Linked DNA regions of Homo sapiens: region 1 is linked to region 2. Evidence: read pairs that join two places in POLR2A ChIA-PET (ENCODE). Cell type or tissue: GM12878. All regions are shown on one strand. Each heading gives the region's core, and the rest is flanking DNA. Links, peaks and the distances in the headings are about the cores only.

Evidence for each region. ChIA-PET counts read pairs that join two places held together with the same protein. Peaks named below come from ENCODE experiments on the same cell type or tissue, not always from the same donor. Only the 100,000 strongest peaks of a DNase experiment are listed, where the experiment ranks them.
Region 1: POLR2A ChIA-PET joins it to region 2 with 13 read pairs; 3 of 35 experiments call an interaction of 5 or more read pairs at or near these places.

The regions. Positions count from the first base shown.
Region 1 is chr3:171,419,143-171,429,101 of GRCh38, forward strand. The region is part of intron 1 of TNIK (TRAF2 and NCK interacting kinase); the gene reads right to left. Among named protein-coding and RNA genes, the nearest start is that of TNIK, 36 kb to the right of the region's middle. In GM12878, for the core only: no CTCF peak of the experiment used is centred there; no DNase peak of the experiment used is centred there.
Region 2 is chr3:171,307,990-171,317,948 of GRCh38, forward strand. The region is part of intron 2 of TNIK (TRAF2 and NCK interacting kinase); the gene reads right to left. Among named protein-coding and RNA genes, the nearest start is that of TNIK, 150 kb to the right of the region's middle. In GM12878, for the core only: no CTCF peak of the experiment used is centred there; no DNase peak of the experiment used is centred there; H3K27ac peaks cover 2,354 bases.

The sequences.
Region 1 (9,959 bases), core at 753-8,752, 110 kb after region 2:
TTAGGGCTTCAACATATGAATTTACAGGGGATACAAACATTCATTTTATAACATGTAACAACGTGGACAAAACCTGAAAACATTATGGTATGTGAAAGAAGCCAGTCACAAAGCACCACATATTGTATAAATCTACTTAGAGTAAATGTCCATAATGGGAAAATCCGTAAAGACAGAAAGTAGATTAGTGATTGTTTAGGGCTGGGATGGGGATAGAGTTGAAGGAAATGTGGAATGATGTTTCTTTTGGAGGTGACAAAAATGTTCTAAAATTGACTGTACTGATGGTTGCACAGCTCTGTGAATATACAAAAATCCATTGAATTGAATACTTCAAATGGGTGAATTGTATTCTCCATCACAAGAAAACTGTTTAAAAAATAATAAACAAATAGACAAGGCTCAAGATGATTGCCTAAGGATGAAAAAACAAAGAGCTTTTGAAGGAAGTCCTGGGCTCAGATCCCAGTGCTCCCACTCATTAGCTGTGTAACCTTGGGCCAGTCTCTGAACCTCCAGTTCCTTTACTCTGTGACGTGGGGAGAGCATGGCAATTGTTCTCAGTTGGTGTGAAAATGAAACGAGGTAATGCACAGTGCCCGACAAGTATCCTAAGCACTTAATAACTAATGGTCATTGTTGAATATTATTAGCATTTCATCAGAAGAATAGCCCATCTGTTTTTTGAACTGAATTGATTTCAAAGCTCAGGCACTGAATTTGACCACAAGTTTTTAGTGGCTACTGCAGAAGTGGAAGCACTCATTTTTCAATATCCAACAACAGAGTCAGTGCCACTTACCTATAAGCTTGCTGTTCTATGAACATGTTTGTGACTCGAGAAGAGGCATGTCACTAAAACCAAGATGGCTTTTTAGCATCTTTAGTCAAGGGAGATACCAGTGTCCAAGTGATCAAACTATTTCATGCCCGGAGCTGACAGTCAATATTTGCTGACTGATCGACTTAGCCATGCCTGACTTATGAGGGTTTTTATTTCAACCGATGTTTCATTAAGTGTTGGTAAGACAGGCCCAACTGTCCCTGGGCCTCTGGAGCCTTTTGGGATATGCAGAAGAAACAGAGTTGGTCCCTGCCTATAGGAGTTTGTATTCAAGCATCTAGTCCTAAACTGATTTTTAAGTTTATGTTTACTTTAATGTTACCACTATTCCAACTCTCCATGTGAATAAACAATAAAACTGCTCAGTACATGAAGGCAAGCAGTAAAAAGGAGTTTTTTTACACTCAAGGTAGGCCCACCTCTCCAGCACTTCTGAGGCCCAGTTCCAATCCAAAACCAGTGGAAAGAACTCTGGGCCAAATGCTGAGGACATGAGAGTTCTATTCCCAGCTATACCACAGAATAGCTATGAGTGCAAGACTCCTCCTTTATCTGTAGAGAATATGTGGATGCCTGAAACCAAGAATACTACTGAACCCTATATACACAATTTTTTTCCTATACTACATACCTATGGTAAAGTTTAACTTATAAATTAAGCACAATGTGAGATTAGTAGCAATAACTAATAATAAAATAGAACAATTATAACAATCTGCCAGCATCACTACTCTTGCACTTTGGGGCCATTATTAAATAAAATAAGGGTTACTCGAACGCAAGCACTGCAAGACTGCAACAGTCAATCTGGTCTGACAACCAAGAGAGCTACTAAGTAGACTAAAGGGAGGGCAGCATCTATTGTGTGGATACACTAGACAAGGGCCTGATTCACGTCCTGGGCAGACAGAGTGGGACAGCTTGAGATTTCATCATGCTACTCAGAACGATGGACAATTTAAAACTTATGAACTGTTTATTTATGGAATTTTCCATTTAATATTTTCAGATCGTGGTTGACTGTGAGTAACTGAAACTGTGGAAAATGAACCCACAGATAAGGGGGACTACAGTACAAATCCTACCCTTTTGTACTGCTTCCATCACTAAGATATGAAAGACCAGGTTAGACAGTAAACTAAGTCTCTCTATCACCTAGACCAAAAAATGCATATTAGTTCTACATAAACTAAGTGCCTTTGATAGTTCTAGTTCTCACTGTAATTTAATAAACTGGCACAATGTTCTAAACAAGATGTAGAAACTGCCTTCCACTCCCTGCAGACACACACACACATGCACATACCCCAGAAAATACAAAGTGAGGTCCCTGAGCCTGACTGGCAGAACTGACCCATTGTGATAAATTCACCCATCTGAAATGAGTCCTCTTGGGAAAGAGTCTACCAGCTTATCCTCTAGAATTCACGCCCCTCTTTCCATAGCCCCTTCATGGGCCTGTGTATAAGGGAGCTGTGATCCAACTTGGATACATACTTTCCTTCTGAAGTCATGGTACCACCAGCCCTTTTGGGTGTGGGTGCCTGTGGTTGTACACTGTAGTTCTCAGCTATTTAAAAATATATATTCCTGAAATTTGTTCATTCTCACCTCCAGCTGTACTCCAACCATAAGATAACATATGAAGATGCTAACCTCGGAGCCAGGCTGGTTTGCTGGATAAAAAGCAGAGACATTGAATAAGAAGACCTAGCTCTGCTCCTGATTAGTTGTGTAATTTTTTTTTTTTTTTTTTTTTTTTTGAGATGAAGTCTGGCTCTGTCACCCAGGCTGGACTACAATGGCGCAATCTCAGCTCACTGCAACCTCCGCCTCCTAGGTTCAAGCAATTATCCTGCCTCAGCCTCCCGAGTAGCTGGGACTACAGGTGCGTGACATCAAGCCTGGATAATTTTTGTATTTTTAGTAGAGACGGGGTTTCACCATGTTGGCCAGGCTGGTCTCAAACTCCTGGCCTCGTGATCTGCCCGCCTTGGCCTCCCAAATTGCTGAGATTACAGGTGTGACCTACCACGCCCGACCAGTTGTGTAAATGAGACTTAACTTTTCTGTGCTTTGTCTGTAAATAAAGACAACAAATAATATTATTGTGACACTGAATTAAATAACATGATTAATACAGAAGGAACTAGCAATGTGTCCACCAATTACAGAACATCCTGTAAAGTCAGTTTGACTAAACCATTGGATAGATCCTTTCTCAGGAAAGATTAAGTCTCAGGAAACATTAATTTTAATGCACTCTCTGGAAATGTTAAGTAAAATATAATATATATTAATAAAGTAGTAAAAGACATACATAAATAAAATATAAACTCCCTTACACATACTTACACACACCACATGTTTATACATATGAATTCAAACCAAACACACTGTTTACAAATGGCCATTTATTTCTGGGAATTAGTAAGTCCAACTGTAAACATAAAGACAATATTTATATGGTCAAGAAAACCAATTCACTAGCTTCAGTTTTAACTCAATTTATTAATTTTATTTTTTAAACTCTACTTTCTCAAAATGCCTTTTTTGTTTTGTTAATGTATTTTTTAAATATTATCAAAATGGAAAAAATAAACTTACTTTTGGAAATCATGCATTCAGCAAATACCTACTATGTACTGGAAACTGTGCTATGCACTGAGATACAAAGATGAATACCATGGGACCCTAAGTTAGCCTTGACCCTTGAAGAGCTCATAGTCCAATAAAACTGTGTTAAAAACAAATTTTTCAATCAACCAAACATTCTCTTCATTGATACAAAGGAGTTCTCATTAGTGAGTTCTCATTAGTGCTCTAACACTTCCTAGCCCGGTGGCTTTGAACAATGGATATCTTCAGAACCCTGGGATCTTCATCTGCACAAATGAAAAAGCTGAACTATGCAGCCTGTTGCATCCCTTCTCCAGTGAAAATATGTGATTCTAATTGCCATTTTAAGCCCAGGTTGAACTTTCCCTTTTTTTAACTACCTTCCATGGCTAAAATTACAGGTATTTTAGACAATGTGCAAATGAGTCAATACGTGACATTGTGTCAACATGTGCATAGGTATTTATTGCATAGCTATATAAATCTGGGCACCAAAATCTCCTTAAGCTGATAAGCAACTTCAGCAAAGTCTCAGGGTACAAAATCAATGTGCAAAATCACAAGCATTCTTATACACCAATAACGGACAAACAGAGAGCCAAATCATGAGTGAACTCCCATTCACAATTGCTTCAAAGAGAATAAAATACCTAGGAATCCAACTTACAAGGGATGTGAAGGACCTCTTCAAGGAGAACTACAAACCACTGCTCAATGAAATAAAAGAGGATACAAACAAATGGAAGAACATTTCATGCTCATGGGTAGGAAGAATCAATATCGTGAAAATGGCCATACTGCCCAAGGTAATTTATAGATTCAATGCCATCCCCATCAAGCTACCAATGACTTTCTTCACAGAATTGGAAAAAACTACTTTAAAGTTCACATGGAACCAAAAAAGAGCCCGCATTGCCAAGTCAACCCTAAGCCAAAAGAACAAAGCTGGAGGCATCACACTACCTGACTTCAAACTATACTATAAGGCTACAGTAACCAAAACAGCATGGTACTGGTACCGAAACAGAGATACAGACCAATGGAACAGAACAGAGCCCTCAGAAATAATGCCACATATCTATGACTATCTGATCTTTGACAAACCTGACAAAAACAAGAAATGGGGAAAGGATTCCCTATTTAATAAATGGCGCTGGGAAAACTGGCTAACCATATGTAGAAAGCTGAAACTGGACCCCTTCCTTACACCTTATACAAAAATTAATTCAAGATGGATTAAAGACTTAAATGTTAGACCGAAAACCATAAAAACCCTAGAATAAAACCTAGGCAATACCATTCAGGACATAGGCATGGACAAGGACTTCATGTCTAAAACACCCAAAGCAATGGCAACAAAAGCCAAAATTGACAAATGGGATCTAATTAAACTAAAGAGCTTCTGCACAGCAAAAGAAACTACCATCAGAGTGAACAGGCAACCTATAGAATGGGAGAAAATTTTTGCAATCTACTCATCTGACAAAGGGCTAATATCCAGAATCTATAATGAACTCAAACAAATTTACAAGAAAAAACAAACAACCCCATCAACAAGTGGGTGAAGGATATGAACAGAAACTTCTCAAAAGAAGACATTTATGCAGCCAAAAGACACATGAAAAAATGCTCATCATCACTTGCCATCAGAGAAATGCAAATCAAAACCAAAATGAGATACCATCTGACACCAGTTAGAAAGGCGATCATTAAAAAGTCAGGAAACAACAGGTGCTGGAGAGGATGTGGAGAAATAGGAACACTTTTACACTGTTGGTGGGACTATAAACTAGTTCAACCATGGTGGAAGTCGGTGTGGCAATTCCTCAGGGATCTAGAACTAGAAATACCATTTGACCCAGCCATCCCATTACTGGGTATATACCCAAAGGAGTATAAAACATGCTGTTATAAAGACACATGCACACGGATGTTTATTGCGGCACTATTCACAATAGCAAAGGCTTGGAATGAACCCAAATGTCCAACAGTGATAGACTGGATTGAGAAAATGTTGCACATATACACCATGGAATACAATGCAGCCATAAAAAATGATGAGTTCATGTCCTTTGTAGGAACATGGATGAAGCTGGAAACCATCATTCTCAGCAAACTATCGCAAGGACAAAAAACCAAACACCGCATGTTATCACTCATAGGTGGGAATTGAACAATGAGAACACATGGACACAGGAAGGGGAACATCACACACTGGGGACTGTTGTGGGGTGGGGGGAGGGGGGAGGGATAGCATTAGGAGATACACCTAATGTTAAATGACAAGTTAATGGGTGCAGCACACCAACATGGCACATGTATATATATGTAACAAACCTGCACGTTGTGCACATGTACCCTAAAACTTAAAGCATAATAAAAAAAAAAAACTGGGCACATGTTACTAAATAGAGGGAATGACTACAATCACCCAAATCATTTAAAACCGAACTCTTTACATTAAAATTCTGAGTTCGCATAAACTGGTATGTTGCATTTATATGCACTCCCATTCAATTTATGCATGATTAATTTGCGTGTTTTGGAGCAAAGAAATGAAATTAATACTTGTTTTTAATATACATGTCCAAATATCAAAAGCCACAATTTAAGCCAGCTGCCAAATACTGAAAGACTGGTGTACAAACTAACAATTCTTCTCAGCTAAACATTAGTAATGTTATAAATAGTAACATTAGTTCACAGCAACACAAATGCCAACTTTTTAACACCCCTATGGCTAAATATACAGAAAAGTATACATAATTAGATAGACTATCTACAGATTTATTTACCATGCTATATTTATTACCCATTCCTGCAGAGTATTTACGTTTAACTCTGTGAAGCAAATATCCCCACAATAATTTTTTCCTCCACATTTTAAAAATATTTTACTATGAACAATGTGGATTCTATTTGTCCAAAAAAAGGGAAGAGCTGGGCATGGTGGCTCACGCCTGTAATCCCAGCACTTTGGGAGGCTGAGGAGGGTGGATCACTTGAGGTCAGGGGTTCAAAACCAGCCTGGCCAACATGGTGAAACCCTGTTCCTACTAAAAATACAGAAAAGTTAGCCAGGCATGGTGGCAGACACCTGTAATTCCAGCTATTCGGGAGACTGAGGCAGGAGAATCCCTTGAACCCGGGAAGTAGAAATTGCAGTGAGGGGAGATCACGCCACTGTACTACAGCCTGGGTGACAGAGTGAGACTCTGTCAAAAAAAAAAAAAAAAAGGAAGAAATGACAGCACCATGCATGTAAAAATGCATTCTTTTTAAACATCAAAATAATCTTGGACAGCGCTGGAGAGCATGTGGAGAAATAGGAACACTTTTACACTGTTGGTGGGACTGTAAACTAGTTCAACCATTGTGGACGTCAGTGTGGCGATTTCTCAGGGACCTAGAATGAGAAATACCGTTTGACCCAGCCATCCCATTACTGGGTATATACCCAAAGGAATATAAATCATGCTGCTATAAAGACACATGCACACATATGTTTACTGCAGCACTACTCACAATAGCAAAGACTTGGAACCAACCCAAATGTCCAACAATGATAGACTGGATTAAGAAAATGTGGCACATATACACCATGGAATACAATGCAGCCATAAAAAATGATGAGTTCATGTCCTTTGCAGGGACATGGATGAAGCTGGACACCATCATTCTCAGCAAACTATCGCAAGGACAAAAAACCAAACACCGCATGTTCTCACTCATAGGTGGGAATTGAACAATGAGAACACTCGGACACAGGAAGGGGAACATCACACACTGGGGCCTGTTGTGGGGTGGGGGGAGGGGGGAGGGATAGCATTAGGAGATATACCTAATGTAAATGACGAGTTAATGGGTGCAGCACACCAACATGGCACATGTATACATATGTAACAAACCTGCACGTTGTGCACATGTACCCTAGAACTTAAAGTATAATAAATATATATATATAAAATCATCTTGGAATGTATACAAAATTATTTTAAACAGGAATGAGTTTTATTCAGGTCTACCTTGCTTCAACCTCCCTCCTTTTTGAACTGGAGCCCCATCCTCTCCAGAGTCTCCAGGGCTTCTCCACTCCTGGGCACCTGTCCTTTAGCCCCTTCTCACCACACTCTGCCACTGTCAACCCGTCTTTACTTTCCCGGTAAGGCCACAGTCTCCTGAAGTCCAGCCTTAGGCAAAGGTGACAGAGGAAAGGAGAGGTTAAGGTCGCTGGAGTTGGAGAGGTCAATGAAGAGCGAGATTCAGGTGTTGAATGGCTGCCTACCTGGACAAATACCACTAAAAAATGATCATAAACAAACCAATGAGCAAATGGAAAACAGATGTAAGATCGTCCAAGATAAGTGGAAGTGCCCAGGGTCTTGGTAGATCACAGACGAAAGGGATACAGAATGATAAAGCATAAAATTTGGGAGCTGGATTAATTGATCACAAAGACACCATCTATTGCTAACATCCTTTTGTTAGTTGATGTATTATTCTAGCTGGGCCGTAAACACATCTCAGGAATCCCACTGTTAATCTATATCTTCATCAGACTGCCCAGATAGGTCTACTTCATACCTTTCCTGCCCTCCTGAAATCCCCAGTCAGCTCCTCTCCATCTCAGCAGAAAAGCTGGCTTCCTTCTTTACTAAGAAAAATCAAGGTCATCAGAAAAAAGATTTCCTCGCACATTCTCCTTTCCATCTCAGCTCTTATGTTTCTTCTCTTCCTTTCTTCCTATTTGAGAAAAATCCTTCCTAACTTCTAAGATTAAATCCTCTGCCTTTGATCCCCTTTTCTTAGGCATATTAGATTGCCTCTGTAATCTACTAGCTTATACGCTTATTAACCATGTGCCCAATGCTCAGTTTCCTCAGCTGTAAAATGGAGTATAATGCCCACCGTGCAAGGCAGTTATAAGATTTAAATACAACAACATATTAAAGCACCTGCCACAGAGCAGGGTGCATAACAAAAGTGCTATTATTATTACCCTCTAAGCCTTGTCTCCCTCAATGGCTATGCCTGCTTTCTCTCGCATTAGTTAAAAATTCACTTAGTGCTACCTTTCTAAAAGGCGTTTTAGCCACTGGTACTATAACAACGAACAAAATCAAGGGAAAGATGGCTCACCCTTGTGAAGTTTACAGCCTAGTGGGCAGGGACAGGAATAAAATACTTAAGTCAGGTGATAAGCGCCATGGAGTTACAACTTATAAAAGAGTGTCCTGGGAGGTCTCACTTAAAAGATGACATGTGAACAAAGACCCAAAAGAGGAGAAAGACCAAGCAGGTATTTGGAGAAGAGCACTCCTACGTGAGAGGACGCTGCAGTCTCCTGGAGGGCTTGAGCTTGAGGAATGAGGAGGGTGTGTGTTTGGTGCTGGGGGCTGGGGGAGCAGGTCAGGTTTGGCAGGGCCTTGTAGGTTACTGCAAGGAATTCAATACTTACTCTAGTGAATAATAAAAGAGAGGGGGACCCTGGTGGATTTTGTGCAGTGGCATTATCCAACTTAAGCTTTATTAGGATCACTTTAGACACTGGATGAGAACAGACTCAAGGTCAAGGAAGGAGAAGGGAGATGAGTTCGGAGACTTTCAATAATTCAGGAGAAAGTTGATAGTTGCATAGATGTGAGAAGTAGTTGGATTATGGCTATATTTTTCAAGAAGATAAAATACCAAAAAGGTTTTCTGATGGATCTAATGATCAGTGCAGAGAAAGAGAGGAGTCAAAGTTACTCCCAAGGACTAGGCCCCCAGAAACCAGAAAAATGGAGCAGCTCTGTATTGAGATAAGCAAGACTGCAGGGTCATAGCTTTATCTCTCCCCCACCACTGCTTCCTGCCCCCTGTGGTCAACCGACCAAAGGTCTTCCTCACTTTAAGAAAAGAAAGCATGTTAGCTTTCTGCTGTCCTAATCTCTCTTAATGCTCGACACTAAATTTCTTGAACAATTGCTCTGAATCCAGGGTCTTCACTTTCTCAAGGGCTCCGCCCCCACCCCCACCCCATTCCACTACAGATAACTCTGCTTCCAAAGAGCACTCCCGCAGGGCAACCAGCATACTCTAGTCATCCAGGCCAGTAGCTGCAATTCTGTGCTGCAGCATTTGGCACTGCCCATTATTACCTCCTTCCTCAAATTCTCTCCATGGTGGGAGATCTAACATCCTGATTTACATGTGATGGCTGTGATCATTCCTTCCATAGCCTCCTCTTTCTCTTTCATTGTCTCCTCCTTTTTCTTCTCTTCTCTCAAACACAGCATCCTCTGAATTCTGTCCCTTGTCCCCCTGAAGCTACACTGCCAAGACCTTACACTCATAGTCTTTATGACTGTTTATAGGGTCTCTAGCACCCAGTTCAGTGACTGAGACATTGTTAATTGAACAAATGAATGAATTTATCATTCCATCAAGTACTGTATTCCTATATTTAGTTTCCACCTGTCTCCCAAGCTCCAGCTTTAGATCCACAACCACGAGC
Region 2 (9,959 bases), core at 1,315-9,314:
GCCATCCTATCCCAAGCAATTTACAGATTAAATGCTATTTCTATTGAACTACCAATGACATTATTCACAGAATTAGAAAAAACTATTATAAAATTCATATGGAACCAAAAAAGAGCCTGAGTAGTGAAAACAATCCTAGGAAAAAGAAGCAAGCAAGAAGCATCACATTACCAGACTTCAAACTATACTACAGTGCTATAGTAACCAAAACAGCATGGTACTAGTACAAAAACAGACATATAGATGAATGAAACAGAACAGAGAACCCAGAAATAAAGACACACGCCTACAACCACCTGATCTTTGACGAAGCTGACAAAAACAAGCAATGGGGAAAGGATTCCCTATACAATAAATGGTGCTGAGATAACTGGTTAGCCATCCTGCACCCCTTCCTTACACCACACACAAAAATCAACTCAAAAATGCATCAAAAATTTCAATGTAAAACTTAAAACTATAAAAATCCTTGAAGAAAACCCAGGAAATACCATTCTAGACATAGGCCCTGGCAAAGATTTTATGACAAAGATGCCAAAAGCAATTCAAACAAAACCAAAAATTAACAAATAGGACCTAATTAAATCAAAGAGCTTCTGCACAGCAGAAGAAACTTTCAAGAAAGCAAACAACTTATGGAATGGGACAAAATATTTGCAAACTATGCATCTCACAAAGGCCTAATATCCAGACTCCATAGGGAGCTTAATTGAACAAGCAAAAAACAAACACCACCACTTAAAAGTGGGCAAAGGACATGAACACTTTTCAAAAGAAGACATACATGCATCCAACAAGCATATGAAAAAATGCTCAACATCACTAATCATTAGAGAAATGCAAACCAAAACCACAATGAAATACCATCTCACACCAGTTAGAATGGTTATTAAAAAGTCAAAAAACAACAGATGCTGACAAGGCTGTAAAGAAAAGGGAATGCTTATACACTGCTGGTGGAAATGTAAATTCATTTTGCCACTATGGAAAGCAGTTCGGTGATTTCTCAAAGCACTTAAAAACAGAACTACCATTTTGAACCAGCAATCCCATTACAGCATATATACCCAAAGGAATATAAATCATTCTACCATAAAGACACATGCACATGTTATGATCACTGTAGCACTATTCACAGTAACAGAAACATGGAATCAACCTAAATGCCCATCATTGGTAGACTGGAAAAAAAAAATGTGGTACATATACACCATGGAATACTATGCATCCATGAGAAAGAATGAGACCATGTCTTTTGCAGCAACATGGATGGAGCTGGAGGTCATCATCCCAAGTAAAATAACACAGGAAAAGACAGCCAAATACTGTATATTCTCACTTAATAAGTGAGAGCTAAACATTGAGTACACCTGGACACAAAGAAGGGAACAACAGACAACAGGGCCTACTGGAAAGTGGAGGATGGGAGGAGGGTGAGGATCAAACAACTATCTATCATGTACTATGCTTACCATCTGGGTGAACAAATAATATGTACACCAAACCCCTGAAGCATGCAATTTATCTGTAGAACAAACTTGCACGTGCACCCCTGAACCAAAATCAAAGTTTAAAAAAATGCTTCATTATATTTAATAAACTCCCAATTACTGATCTTACAATAAACATTGGTAGATATAACTAACATAAACAAAAGCTTCTTGAAGTCCTCAGTAACTTTTAAGAATGTAAAGGGTTTCTGAGACTAATAGTTTGTAAAGGGTGGGGGTTTTATGAAGAGAGACCTTTCATTCAAAATATTACTAAATAATAACTTTGCAATGTGGTGTCACACAAGCAGCTGGGTGTCTAAAAACTAAAAAACTTAAACATCCTTAAACTATTTTTCTTGAAGTCCAGCTTTCACCAGTAGCCCAGACTTTTCCTTTCTCTGGATTTTTGCTTCCTAGTTGTCCTCTTGGGGAGAAAAACTTTATCTCATTCACCATCTGCTATTCTTCCTCTCTGCTTTTGCAAAGAAATCCTTTTTCTGAAATCCCATCATCACAGCCACTCACTGGAGCTCTTAATCACACACTTCCTTACCTATTACTTAACTTCTTCCCATGTTAGTTACCACCTTTACTTCTTTACTCATTTTTCATTATTATTTATAACATACCTACTTTTTTAAAAAATTGAAATGATCCATGATAAAAGACACATGCTACTGCCTCTTTGGTAATACCTCCCATAGCTCTCTGCCTGGCAAACTATATGACTCACAGTTGAAGCTATGGACTTGTCTGGACTGCATCTTCTCCCTCCACAAACAGTGGGACTGGGCTCATACTGAATCTAATGCAGCCTCTTATAGAGCTGCTGAGCCATCATTTTTGTTTACAGGATTGCAACCCACCAAGATTATGAGATTTACAGTCACAATTGTAAATCAAAATTTACAATTTTAGGGGAAATTTTTCTTTCTCCTAAAACTAGCACAGAAAAGATGTTTGATAACCAAATCAATTAATGAATGTAGGGCTATAGATTTAGAAATTAAAATTTAAGAGAGATAAAAGGGTAAGCAAATGAACAAAACAGCAAAGCTACAAGATACTTCATACAGTACATTAAATCTCATTTTGGCCTTCCTGAAAGTTAACAGAGAAAAGAAAATAAGAGTTTGGATTCATTTGTTTCCCTCCCCTCAATTTCTTTTACTTTTTGTATGAAAATTTTCCAATTCTTTTTCCTATTCTACACAGTTGTTAAGCAATCTCTTGTTACATGTTCATATTTGATATTTAAATAAAGCTTTTCTTTTCAAGCATTATAATACAAAGTCTACTAGTCCCTCACCTTACATGTTGATAAGCAGAGTTAAAAAACAAACAAACAAACAAAAAGAAAGCTGATAGCACACTCTTTAGAATGGCTGCAACAAGCAAAAATATTTACTTTTTAATTTTCTTTCAGGAATATATCAAGCACTTATGAAACATGTGCTTCCCAGTTAATTCAGATCATGTTCTGTTTCCCCAAATGTGTATATCTTGTCAGCTCAAACACAAGTGGCCCCTGAATCTCAATCTCCACTCACCGCTCCTACTCATTAAAATTCTGGTGGGATGGTGAGAATGTAATAAAAAGATATATGTGAGCTTTATTTGCAAATATAAAAGCATGTCCCCACAGTATAGCAGAGAGAGAGAGAGAAAAAAAATTCAATTCAGTAGCTTTCCCATTCAAAGTTTGTTAATAGACGGGAAAGAAAATTCAACTCATAATACATGATGAGAACCTTTTTCACTGATTAACATTATACGAATAGTTTTGCGCGAAGTATTTGTGTGGGTAAATATTAGCATACAATTATTATTCACTCACTTGCTGATGACAGCACACTTTCCAGAAACAGCTGGGAAATGCAGAAGGAACAAGCTCACGAGTAAGCACCTACTGTGTGCTAGGAACTCCAAGTATATTTCCATTTAAGCTCCCTAAACATTTGAGAAGTATGCATCCATCACTTGTAGTACATAGATGAAGAAACTGATGCTCACGGAAACTAAGTAACTTGCTTAAGATGACACAAAAGAGGGAAGAAAAACCAGAATTCAGATCTGGGTTTGTCTGATTCCAGAGCACACGCTGATTTTTCTACATTGGGTTGCCACCTGGAAGTAATCTCTTAGTATTGAGAACCTTCCCCCAGAAAACAAGCATGTCACCTGAGCCCAACTAACCCAAAAGTATTCACCATCATTCTCCAAACACTTTTTTCCTGGCTTTCCCATTATTTTAACAAGTTATGTGAGTGGAAGAATAGAACAAATCACATCCTTTCTTTACAAAGGAATTTAGAGAACAAAACCCATCATTAATATTTCCCTCTTTCATCATCAACTTTCCTGTAATTCAGATAAGCAAAAACTCAGCCACCTAGATTTTTATAGCCGCATTGGCAAGAGTGTGAAGGATTCCAGCAGCAAACATACACGCAAGGTCAGGAAGTGCCAAAGCCACCAAGAGTACATGTGACTTCGGGGGTTGGGGGCGGGTGCGCCTGCCCACCCACCACAAATCTTAGCCATCTGGGCTGTGGAGAAAAAAAGGGAGGGGAGACATTTTGTGGCATTGCTCTGCACTTCCTCAGCTGTCCCTAACGGCAGCTCCAGATTAAAAAAAAAAAAAAAAAAAAAAAAAAAAGGGCTAGACTGGCATATCTGATTTTAAAAATATGTCCACAAATGAATATATAATAAGTTTAAAATATGGGGGGACTGGAAGGAAATACATCAAAAGATTAATAAAAGTTATCTCTGGATAGTGAGATGATCCATTTGCGAGCTCTGTGTTTTTCTAATTCTTCCAAAATTATCAGAAAAATATTATTTTTATATGAAAATAGTTCTATGTAACTATATGTAGTATATTATTTTAAATATTTCCGTTTTCAAACTTAAAAAAAACAGTTGCATCTAGAGGGTGGTAGCCTGACTATTTAGAATAACTGCCCTCCGTTAGGTCTCAGATAATTGAAGTAATACTCAGGTTTTAACGACTACCCACACAAACCACTTTGGATGTGCCCAAATTGCCTTGTTCTTGGTGGGTATCCAATGGGTCAGAAGATCTATTTAACTGGGTGCTTTGAATTGTTTGTGCCAGAAGTTTTCTTTTAGCTGGGGTCTCTTTCCTGTTTCATCATCAATTTTTAAGTTCCTAAAATACATCCAGTAAATTTACCAGTTTCCTTCATCTATGGTGCTGAAACTTAATAAATTGCTCTTTTTTCAGCTGGAATGTCACGATGTCCAGTTTATTCATTCATGGCCTTACCTGTGTGTCTCTGACAATATTACTACTTTGGCTTTCACAAGATTCATATTCCTGAACTATGGCTTATGGCTCAAATCCAGCAGCTCTCACACAGGGCACCTCCTTGAGTATTCATGGCAATTACTGATGCTTAAAGATGAAAGTCTTGGACCACAGCGTGCCATTTAATGTACTTCTGACCTTGCAGATCTGTGTGTGCTTAACTTCTCCACGTGGATCTCGCATCCTCCCAGGGTGCTACGCCGAATAAGAGATTATACATCAGGGGAATCACTTTGCAGTCACCGAGACAGTGTTTTGAAAACGAAGGAAGAATGCAAATGTGTAGAAACTACTGAAGAGATTTTACCAGCAGGTAGTTTATAAACTCAAAACCAGGAATATTGCCTCTAAGGATTGCAGCTTGACCAATTTTTTAAAGTGTATCTTTGTTATTTTTTTGTGATACTCTCTACCAACATTTAGCTTTCTTTCTTTCTTTCTTTCTTTCTTTCTTTTTTTTTAAATAGCTGGGTTACACATACCTAGAATCACAGAACAGTGGATCTGGAAGGGAAATTAGGGATCCTCAACTTCAACCTGTTCATGTTAAAGATTAGGAAAGCTGTGGATGTGAGGGGTCAGGTGATGTGATGGAGGCCTCACAGAATGAGTGGCAGAGAGGGCCCCAGAAATAGCTTACTCTGTTTTCCTATCATTTGTAGGTAGCAAAGTATATAATTACCACTTTTGTCATTAGACAGTTGTTACATAAAAGAGTAGTCTTGCAGGTAAAAATAATTCTAATAAGATATTCACTTACAATTAAATAATTCTAACAGTGTGAAGGTTCACTTATGATTTTTTTAAAAATTATCATGAAATAACAAACATGTAGCCATGTTGAGGTGGGAGAAAAGGGGTCCTTACGTCTAAACAGCAAGAGAAAAAACACACAAGAAGAGCCAATCTGTCACCACGAGAGCTGCACTGAGTCCTTCAATCTTGAGAATAAACATGGATAGAAGTTCCCTCTGAAAATGCAGTTATAGTGCTAAATGAATGACTTAAAGACACATCTTTCCTCTTTGTTTTGTGCCATGATCTGAGTGCCTTGAGAACTAGCTTTCATCCGGGCACGGTATGACATCATCTGATAAGTGTGATGCTCTATAGTCGTTGCCGGAATGGGCTAGGGTACAAAACAGAGAAACACACAGGCAGGAAGGAAGGCAGAGACCAGCGCTAATTTAAACATTCTATCCTGAATATTTCAGTTGCTCCATAAATGTTTAATACTTGGTGCCATATTACAGGATGTTCATAAGCACGCAGATATATAGATGAAAAGTAAAATAACATAAGCAAAACAAAGCTCATTCTCAAGAGGTGAGGATGGCTATGCTTTCTGTTGCTGGAGTCCCTTTACAACCACATCTCTTAGTGCAGCTGAAGACTTCCAGCATCAGAGACGATTTCTGGATTATGAGAACCTCTACTTTAGCCTTATCCCTCTATACTCAGAGCCACAGTGGCCTATCTGGCCTTCCCCCTCTGCCTATGACCCTGAGACCTTTGACTGGCACCTCTGAGCAGTGGTCTCAAGAGGACAGCCTTGAAAATATGACTCAATCCTCCATGACAGCGAGACCAGAAGATCCATGTAGAGCCTATGGCTGATCCAGAGGTTCTCCAAGTTGATGTTGCCATCCCATTTCTGCCTCTCTGTAATTTGTCTAAAGACTCACTGTGGTTTCACGGATATGATCTTGGATGTATAAAATGGGAAGTAGCTGCTAAAAGATGAGAAATTCCTGGCCTAAGTCAGTTCTAGTAATTTCATTCACTCATTAATTCGCTTGTTCATTCAAGAGATAGTTCCTGCATGCCTGCTGGGTGAGTGTGGTTACCTGTCCTCCAAAACCTCATAATCTACTAGGGAAAACCCACACAAACAATAAATAAATAAATAATAAAACACAATAAAACGATAGAGAGTTATGAGGCTTGAGGGGATCATTTATAGAGGTGGCACTGTCCTGAATCTAGAGTGAGGAGAAGGATTCAGGAGGCAGAAGGGAGGTCAGGCCGCACCCCATACTCATGAATATCTGATTAGTGTAGCTTTCAAGTATCACTGAACATCTTTGTCCTTTGCAAACAAAAAGCATTTTAATATCACAAATTCCTGAGTGCTAGGGAACTCAATCAACAACTGTAAAATGTTCTGAAAATATAAAATGCAACACAAGATCTAAAAGTCATTAGTAACAACAACCACAAACCCCCCCTCCTGCTTTATCCTGAAGTGAGCCTTTCAACCAGAGGGAAAAACACGAATTGCCTGAGGAAGCAGGGGTAGGAGATGTGAGGACTAAGATTCTGCTTTGAAAGCAGAAAGGGAAGAGTTGCCACCATTTTAACATTTAGTGACTAGCTTATTTATATCCCCCTTGGCCACAGTGACAAAAACACAGCTTTATTTCTAAAGACAACCACACGGGCCATTATTCAGCCAGCCTTCTCAACTGATGATGACGTGAACTGTGAATCCACATTTTTTCCTGTTAATAGACAACTGAAATGGAACAAATATCCTGAACTCACCCTGATCTCTTACCACTGAAGAGAGCAAACACAATACTCTATTCATTCTTTCATCCAAATTCAATCATTGACCCACACATTAGTGCACCATGGTGTTGTGCATTAAATTAGTTCTCATGAACTTCTCTCCAGAAGGGTGTATTAGTTGCCCGGAGCTGCCATAATAAACTACCACAAACTGGGCGGCCTAAAATAACAGAAATGCATTCTCTCACAGTTCTGGAAGTGAGGAGTCTGAAATCCAGGTGTCAAGGTGTCATTGGGAGTTGGTTCTTTCTGGAAGTTCTGAAGAAGAAACAGTTCCATGCCTCCTTCCTAACTTCTTGTGGTTACCAACATTTCTTGACATTCCCTGGCTTACAAACTCATCCCTCCCATCTCTGCTCCCATCTTCACGTGGCATTCCCCACTGTGTCTGTGTCTGTCTTTTCTCCTCTTCTTATTGAACACCAGTCAAACTGGATTAGGACCTACTCTAATCAAGTATGATCCCATCTTAACTTCATTACATCTGCAGAGACCCTATTTCCAAATAAAGTCATATTCACAGGTACTGGGTATTAGGACTTCCTCATATATTCGGGGAGATACAAACTCATGACACAGGGCATTTCACAGTTGTTTTATACTACTGCCTTCTTAACCAAGAAAGAGGCTCTCACTGGCGTCAAGGAGTTTACAGCCTAGAGACAGAGACCCATAAATCTGTCTTCCCCGCTCTTCCCATAGCTGCAGTTTTAGCTTTGTGGGTTTGGTGCTTATCACCTTATCACCCATCTCTGCCAGAAGACTGTAAGCTCCCAGAGCACAGGCAGCATCCATTTTCTGCTTCCCATTACATTCCCATCTTCTTGCACAGTACAAGATAAAGCTTTCAAGAAATAATCGTTGAATGAATGTATGGATAGATGAGTGAATTACCTAGATACAAGCAGAAATGAGAAAAGCCTATACAGGCAATAAAGGTACACACAATAGGCCAACAAGGAGGAATAGAGAGAAAGAAATAATTGATTCTGATTAGTAGGGATATAGAAGGTTTCATGAAAGAGGAGGCATTTGAGCTCAGCCTTGGAGGATCGGTAGGATTTTATAAATGAATAAGGAGTAAAATTTATTCCCTGCTGACCAAACAGTATGAGCAAAGGCCTGCAGACATAAAGTATGGTCTTCGGGAGAACAGTTAATAGCCCAGGCAAGCTGGAGCAAAGAGTATCTAAAGGGATTTAAAAACACTTTGGATGAAAAGGGGAAGAAAGGCAGCTCACAGAGGCCTATAAACTAGGCTATTCTGAGTGCAGTAAGAAGCCACTGAGCTTTGTGGAGAAGGGAAATGATTTGCTCCTACCTGTGCTTCAAAAGGAAAAAATATATAGGAATGGTTCATACATTGATCTTTTGTGTCCTCCTGCCTGAATGATAGTTCTTATATTACTATAAGGAGTATTTGCGTATTTTATATTTACCCATGCAACTACTATTTACTTGATTTGCCTAAGGAACTAAGAACTATATACAAGCGATTACATTTTATAATTACACAATTATATGATATATATCATATAAAATATATAATTATATGATATATATCATATAAAATATATAATTATATGATATATATCATATAAAATATATAATTATATGATATATATCATATAAAATATATAATTATATATCTTTTATAATTAAAAGATCGTATCTGAAAAGTACTTAAATAGGATAATATCACAGGTCCTAAATTTCTTCTCCAGAGAATGACCTGGAGTTTAAGGCCCAGGGGAAGATGATTAACTACCAAAGTAATAACAAGGACTTTCACCTGTAACAAAGCAGTTGTTCCGGGTCAGGCCAGGTTCTTTGGTTTAGGTTTGAGCATGGGAAGTCCACAGACCAAGTATATTAACAATCAAGGTGGTGCAAGACTACCATTTGTTGTTCTCTCCAGGAAGCACCAGGGACTCCATCACTCATCACAGGCATCTGGATAGCAGCCAAGCACCATGATAGTGGGATGTGGGAGAGACACTCCAGCTATCCATGGAGGACTGCTCAATGGCTGAAATGCTGCCAAATGGAGAGACATGTACTATGGTCTTGGTGCCACCAAAAGTCTTCGGTAATAATGCAACTATTCTTAGGAAGAAGTATTCAGTCACTCATCTGTAAAGGGATTCATTATATAGAACTGTTAACCAAGAGAAACAACTACCTCTTTGCCCGCTTAGGCAAATGGGAGACTGGGAATCTGGACAGAGCGTGAGTGAACAGAATGAAGATGACAAGAAAGGGAAAGAAAGCTCTTTTCACCCTTACGAACCCTATAAGTTAGGCCCCAGACTTTCTAGTTTACAGTCATCACTTTGTTATTTAGGTTATAAGACAATAGAGGGGTTAGGATTGTGTTTTTCTGTTCACATTGGTATCCAGGTCCTAGCACGTAGTTGTATCAGACAAATGTGTGCCCAAAAGGAGTGAGCTGCTAGGCAGCGTGTTCCTATTCCATGGCACTTTGAGTATGCTTCTTGGAACTTGAGAATATATTGAAATTGTGCCCATGTGTCTACCTTTCCCATGGGACAGTAACCATC